2 separate regions of the Homo sapiens genome follow, and region 2 is linked to region 1. A link is a contact called in ENCODE Hi-C or POLR2A ChIA-PET data. All regions are on one chromosome and are shown on one strand. The core of a region is the stretch at or near the end of the contact, and the rest is flanking DNA. Distances in the headings are between cores, read along the strand shown. Region 1 holds the start of STOML1 (stomatin like 1). Region 2 holds the start of TLNRD1 (talin rod domain containing 1).

Region 1 (2,700 bases), core at 62-2,561:
GGGTGGAGAGCAGGGGTTGGGCAGATACGCAACTTCCTAGGGACTGTAAGGCCTCAGGAGCCTGCCCTTCCCTCCAGCCTGGTCAGTACTCCCAGGCCTTTAGAGAATCAGTCCATGAAAGCCAAATATGGTGGGCAGCCATCTGCACAAGGGACCTGGAAGTGGGCTATGGCAGGATGGGGCTTCGGAGGCCAGAGGCGATTGGCTGAGGAGGCAGAGCTGGGGAAGCTTTATTCATTTCTTTGCTTGCTTTGGAAGATAGCCTGCTCCCAGACTACCCCAAAGTCCTGTTGGAAGTTAACACTTCTCAAAGGAAATTCACGAGTTGCATTCAGGTTTTCTCAAGCCCTGGAGAGGCAAGTTAATTCCAGGTACCTGGATCAAGGGGCATGCTCTTTCTGGACCTGCAGGACTGAGGGCCTCACCTCTGTGGTGCTCTGGGGCCCCTGCCCTCATGTAGCTCTGTGCTATCCCCTTCTTCCTTACACTCCCATGCTCCCCGAAGTCTGCATGTGAAACTTCTTTCTTTTTGTGCCAAAGTTCAGGCCTTCCTACTCCACCTTGATCACGGTGACCTGGCCAGGCCATTACTTAACAAATAAGTATTGAGACCTGCCCTATGCCAGTCCCTGCTTGCTGGGCTGTGGGTTCACAAAGAGGAATAATTTGCAGACTATGTCCCAGAGAAACCCAAAGTCCAGATATGGCATGTCCTGCCTCCAGTGTGAGAGAAGGAGTGCTGAGAAGGCTGATATAGCATGTCCTTGATCCTGGAGAAGATTGGCTTCCTGTAAACCCTGATGAGATCTTGCTCTCTCGCTCCGACTGCAGTGCAGTGGCACGATCATAGCTCACTGCAGCCTCAAACTCCTGGACTCAAGAGATCCTCCCGCCTCAGCCTCCCAAGTGGCTGGGACCACAGGCAGGCATCCCACGCCAGGCTAATTTTTAAAAATTTTTTGTAGAGATGGGCTCTCACTATGTTGCTCAGGATGGTCCTGAATTCCTGGCCTCAAGCGATCCTCCTGCCTGAGTCTCCCAAATTGATGGATTATAGGAGTGAGCCACCGTGCCCAGCTTCCCCTCCAGCTTTTCTAGGGCTGAGTAGGAGAAGAGGGGAGGAGGCGATGACCCCAGCGGGGTCCGAGGAACGCCGATCACACCCAGTAGCCCTGGGCTGCAGTTCGGTCCTCCCAGCGCAGGGGGAGCCATGCGACGGCGGAAGCGGGCCCCGGCCGGCCTCCTCTTCCTGCGCCCGCGCCGCCGCGGGTGGCCGCGCGGGTGAAGCCGGAAGCAGCAGCCAGGAGGGCGGGGCCGCGTAGGGCCCACTGGCCAGGGAGGGCGCCGCGCGGAGGCGCGGGGCGTGTCTCCTGTCAAAAGCCATGCTCGGCAGGTCTGGGTACCGGGCGCTGCCCCTGGGTGATTTTGACCGCTTCCAGCAGTCGAGCTTCGGCTTTCTGGGCTCGCAGAAGGGCTGCTTGTCCCCGGAGCGGGGCGGCGTGGGGACAGGGGCCGGTGAGTGGCCGCCTGGCACGGCGGAGCCGGGGGGGACCGGCCGGCAACCCCCAGGCCCGAATCTCTGCCTCCGAGGAGTCGGCCGGCCCGGTGCCGTCGCACCCTACGAGGGGGGACTGAGAAAGGGATACGATGTGGAGAGGGGGCTGGACCCGGCGCCTGGTGCTAGCGCCGATCCGCCCTCCCTAGGGTCATGGGGCTTTGGCCCCAGAGCCAGCCAGCGTTGCTCCTATCTTCCAAAACCTCACCTCACCACATTTGTCCTCGGCTCTTATCAGCCCTTTAGGCCTGGGAAGACGTTTCAGGTTTCTATTTCGCATAGAAGAAACCGAGGTCTAGGCAGAGGAGGCCACCAGCACCCTAAAGGCACCTGCTGCAGGGAAATGGAAGAATTTTCGCCCTAGGGGGCACCTCTAGAAGCCCGGGAACTAGGCATCTCCTGGATGTGCAGGCCAAAATGACAGGTCCTCAGCTGCCTGTTGGATCTGCCCTGCTTCTGTCTTGCCCTCAAAGTCTTCTGTGGCTCCTTTGGCCTACAGGCCAGATCCCACGCTGTTCAGCCTAACCGCCTAACCTTGGATTTGATCCCTCCCTGGCCTTCCTGTCCTGAAAGCTCTCCCTATCCAGAAGTCTCTTGAGAGGCCTGGTGGATCAGAGCCAGGCACAAAGTGGAGCCTCAGTGCTCTGGGGCTTAGCCCAGAGGGCAGGGCTTCCTGGAAGAATGGAGCAGGGCTCCCGACTGCTTCCTGTCCAGGGTTGGGAGGAAAGCGGCAAATAACCTCATCCCAGATTCTGGAGCTGTCTCGGCTTTGCTCCCAACTTGGGCTCCTGAATCTCCAGGGGCCAGGACATTTGGCTTGGATAAGCCTCATCTTTCTAGCCCTGCCCCTGACCCCGACCCCTAACAATTTTCTTGAATTGAAATAGGCAGGGTTTTTTTTTGTTTTTGTTTTTTGTTGTTTGTTGTTTTTTTGAGATGGAGTCTCGCTCTGTCCCCCAGGCTGGAGTGCAGTGGCGCCATCTCGTGAAATAGGCATTTTTTAATGGTCATTAAGGCATTAAAGTTGGGTGTGGAATAGAAAATAATAATCTAATTCCTCATCTGTGGCTCCCGTTGATAAGCTATTTATGATTTATCCCTGTAGGCTAAGGCATCATCTTCATAAGGACTCCTGGAAAGCACAC
Region 2 (2,700 bases), core at 101-2,600, 7.0 Mb before region 1:
TCGCGCCCGGGGGGCACTGGCATGCCGCTGGGGAGCCCGCTACCACCGCCGCTGCCGCGGCCACTGCCGCCGCCCCGGCGGCCGTCGCGACTCAGCTGGCCAAGGCCGCGGTGCCTTCCCCGCACCATCATGCCATCCACCGCCGCGGGCAGAGGGCACTGGGCTGCGGCGGCGGGAGCCCGGGCGGCGCGGGGTGGGCCCGAGGGCGAGAGAACGCGGAAGGCTCTTCGGGGCAAGGGGAGGGGCTGCAGCTTTCGGCCTCCTAGAGGGCTTGCAGGAACCATGAACCGGGGCAGAGCAAACTCACTGTCCGCGCTCCTCGTCGCCGGGCTGCCAGGAAAGTCCCTTCTGCTGGTTCGCCGCCGCCGCCGCCTTCTTGGGCATGGCCTGGCGCGGCCCTCGGAGCGGGGAGGGCGGGACGGGGAAGCTGGGAGTTGTCCTTCCTTCCTTCCTTTCTTTGAAATCAAAATCCTTTCCTCGGGGAGGAGCGCGGGAGGCAGCTCAGGCGGGCTGTGCTGTCAGCCGCCGCGCTCGAGGCCACCTCGGGCTCGGCGGCGCACGTGGGCTTCAGGCGCCGTGACCCCACCAGGCGGCACTTCCCCGCGACGGCGGCCGGGGCTGGCTCTCTGGGACGCGCGGCCGCCCCGGGCGCATCTCCTGCCTCCAGCTCTTGGGAAGCGGCGCCGGCGGCAGCGGGGCAGAGGGTGTGGCCGGCACTGTCGCGGCCGCGCCGAGTCAGAGTCGGGCGGGAGCCTGCACTGATTGCGCACAGCGGCCGCCCGGATCGCGCTCAAGCTCTCGCCCGCCCGCCACACGCCCGGGCGTGCCGAGCACCACGGCGGCCCCTTCCCGCCTCGCCGGTTCACAGAGCGCGGCCCGGCGCCGCGGCGGCACGCCCTCCCAGACCGCGCGCCCGGCGGCCCGGCGCTGGCTGTCTACGCAAGTCCATCCCTGTCGCCTCGTCTGGGGCCCGCAGCAGCTGAGCTCTCCCGAGGCCCCGGGCCCCGCGCATCGGACGCCCCTGCACGAGTCTCCCTGCCACCGGGCCAACTCAGAAGGTCCCCGCGGCGCTGCGGCAACCGGCCCGGGCCCCGGCTCCTGCCATTTTTGTCAACCGCCAACTTCCGAGCGAGCGGGCAGAAACTGAAAGGAAGGGCGGGGGCCGAAAGGCAGAGGGGAAAACACCCGCTTCCTCTCCGCGCGCGGCTTCACCTCGGAGCGCGGCCGTGGCTGCGCCGCCGCCCGCAGGGGCTGCCGGAGGCTTTTCCTGTTCCCGTCCGCGCCTCGCCCCCGGGCTCGCCGCCGCCGCCGCCTCGGCCGTAACCTCCCTGGAGCCTATAGAAATCTTTTGTGTGGCGTCACCGCCTTTCGTTTAAATCCCGCTTCCTCCTCTCGCCCTTCCTCCCGCCCCCTCCGCCGCTCCCGGATGCTTGCGCGATGCGCTGCTCCTCCCCCGGGAAGCTGGGTGGCTGCGGGGGACGCCGCCGCCCAACGCGGACGCTGCCGGCGTGGGGCCGGTGGTCCTGAACTCCCCCGTGGTCCTGGGCCGAGAGACTGGGGGAGCGGACAGGGGAAGGCCTGCTCCGGCCCGGGGGCTCTGCGCACACCCATGGGAGACCGGGGCGCAGCCGCCCGCGGGCCTTACGTAAGCTCTTAGCCGGACCAGGGGGCTCCACGCTTCCTCCCCGCCAAGAGAGCAAGTCTAAAAGGTGACCTGGCTTCTGGGCTGAAGGGAGGAGGACACTGGATTTCGGCCCCTGGTGATTTGCTGGGGCCGGTGGGTCGTCTCGGTCTGCGCGACTTCGCCCGGTTTTCCAACGCCCCCTGCCCTTTGTTGTGTTTGATCCACTTCCACGATGGGTTTCCGACCAGCAGTGCAGTGTAACGAAAAGAGGAAAAGAGCACTGGATGGGGAGTCCGAAGAGTGGTGCTAGATGCCTGCCCGTTCCTCCCTTGAAATACGCCTTATGCAGTGAGAGCGCGGGTTCTGAAGCAGATTTCCTAGGATCAGCCTTTCTCAAGCCATTTATGAGTTCCATGACATTGTTCAAGTTCTCTTTCCAAGTATCCGTCTTCTCTTCTAGAAATTAGAGATTGTGCACAGGCTGCTTGAGTACTTGGTTCCTAAACAGTAGCTGTTAGAATTATTATGAGCCCTGATCAGCGCACTTTGCCCTCTCATAACGTCTATTTATTCGTCTGTATAATGGAATAATAGTGGCTGCTGTTAAATGAATTAAATACGACGGCGTTTGGAGGGAAACATTACTACTCCAGTTTTACAGATAAGGAAACTGATGATCAGGTGCTTGAAGTGACTTCCGAAGATCAGGAAGACAGCATATGGCAGGGACAGGAACCCACGCCTACGCCCCAGCCTCTTTTTACCGAACCTTGTTCTTCAGGAAGTGGTTAAAACACCTGGGCTACTCCCAGCAAAACGCCAGTCACGCAGTCCTGAAACAGGTCCTCTAAGGTGCCCAGCCCAACACAGGCTGGGCGTGCTGAGCCAACAGAATGTTTGTTCCTCTGTCCCTTCCTAGAACCCCAAGTCACCTTTCTCCAGCCAGTTAAAAACGTTACTTTTAACTAGGATGACGTTTCAATTTATCGGCCATATCCAAGCATTTCTGAGAATGAACTGTGAGACATGCTATTAATAAATTAACCATGAACAGCAGGTTCAAACCTGGATGGATA

The links. A loop is a pair of places that touch in the nucleus more often than their neighbours do. ChIA-PET counts read pairs that join two places held with the same protein, here RNA polymerase II (POLR2A). Pooled maps may share reads with other maps.
Region 2: a loop to region 1 is called in a pooled map, with 7 times the contacts of the local background. The contact joins the promoter of TLNRD1 here to the promoter of STOML1 in region 1. A Hi-C loop is called at or near these places in 5 of 50 pooled maps. POLR2A ChIA-PET finds 5 or more read pairs at or near these places in 2 of 52 experiments (BJ and activated T-cell).

What each region holds. Positions count from the first base shown.
Region 1 is chr15:73,990,906-73,993,605 of GRCh38, reverse strand. It overlaps STOML1 (stomatin like 1), which reads left to right and starts at 1,311. Exons shown (of 7, transcript NM_004809.5): 1 at 1,311-1,515. The coding sequence starts at 1,383. RefSeq lists a silencer at 1,085-1,644 and enhancers at 1,775-1,844, 1,905-2,034.
Region 2 is chr15:80,999,573-81,002,272 of GRCh38, reverse strand. TLNRD1 (talin rod domain containing 1) reads right to left here and starts at 1,350. Exons shown (of 1, transcript NM_022566.3): 1 at 1-1,350. The coding sequence starts at 1. LOC128071545 reads right to left here and starts at 131. Exons shown (of 1, transcript NM_001414893.1): 1 at 1-131. The coding sequence starts at 131. RefSeq lists silencers at 53-182, 533-992, 1,033-1,722.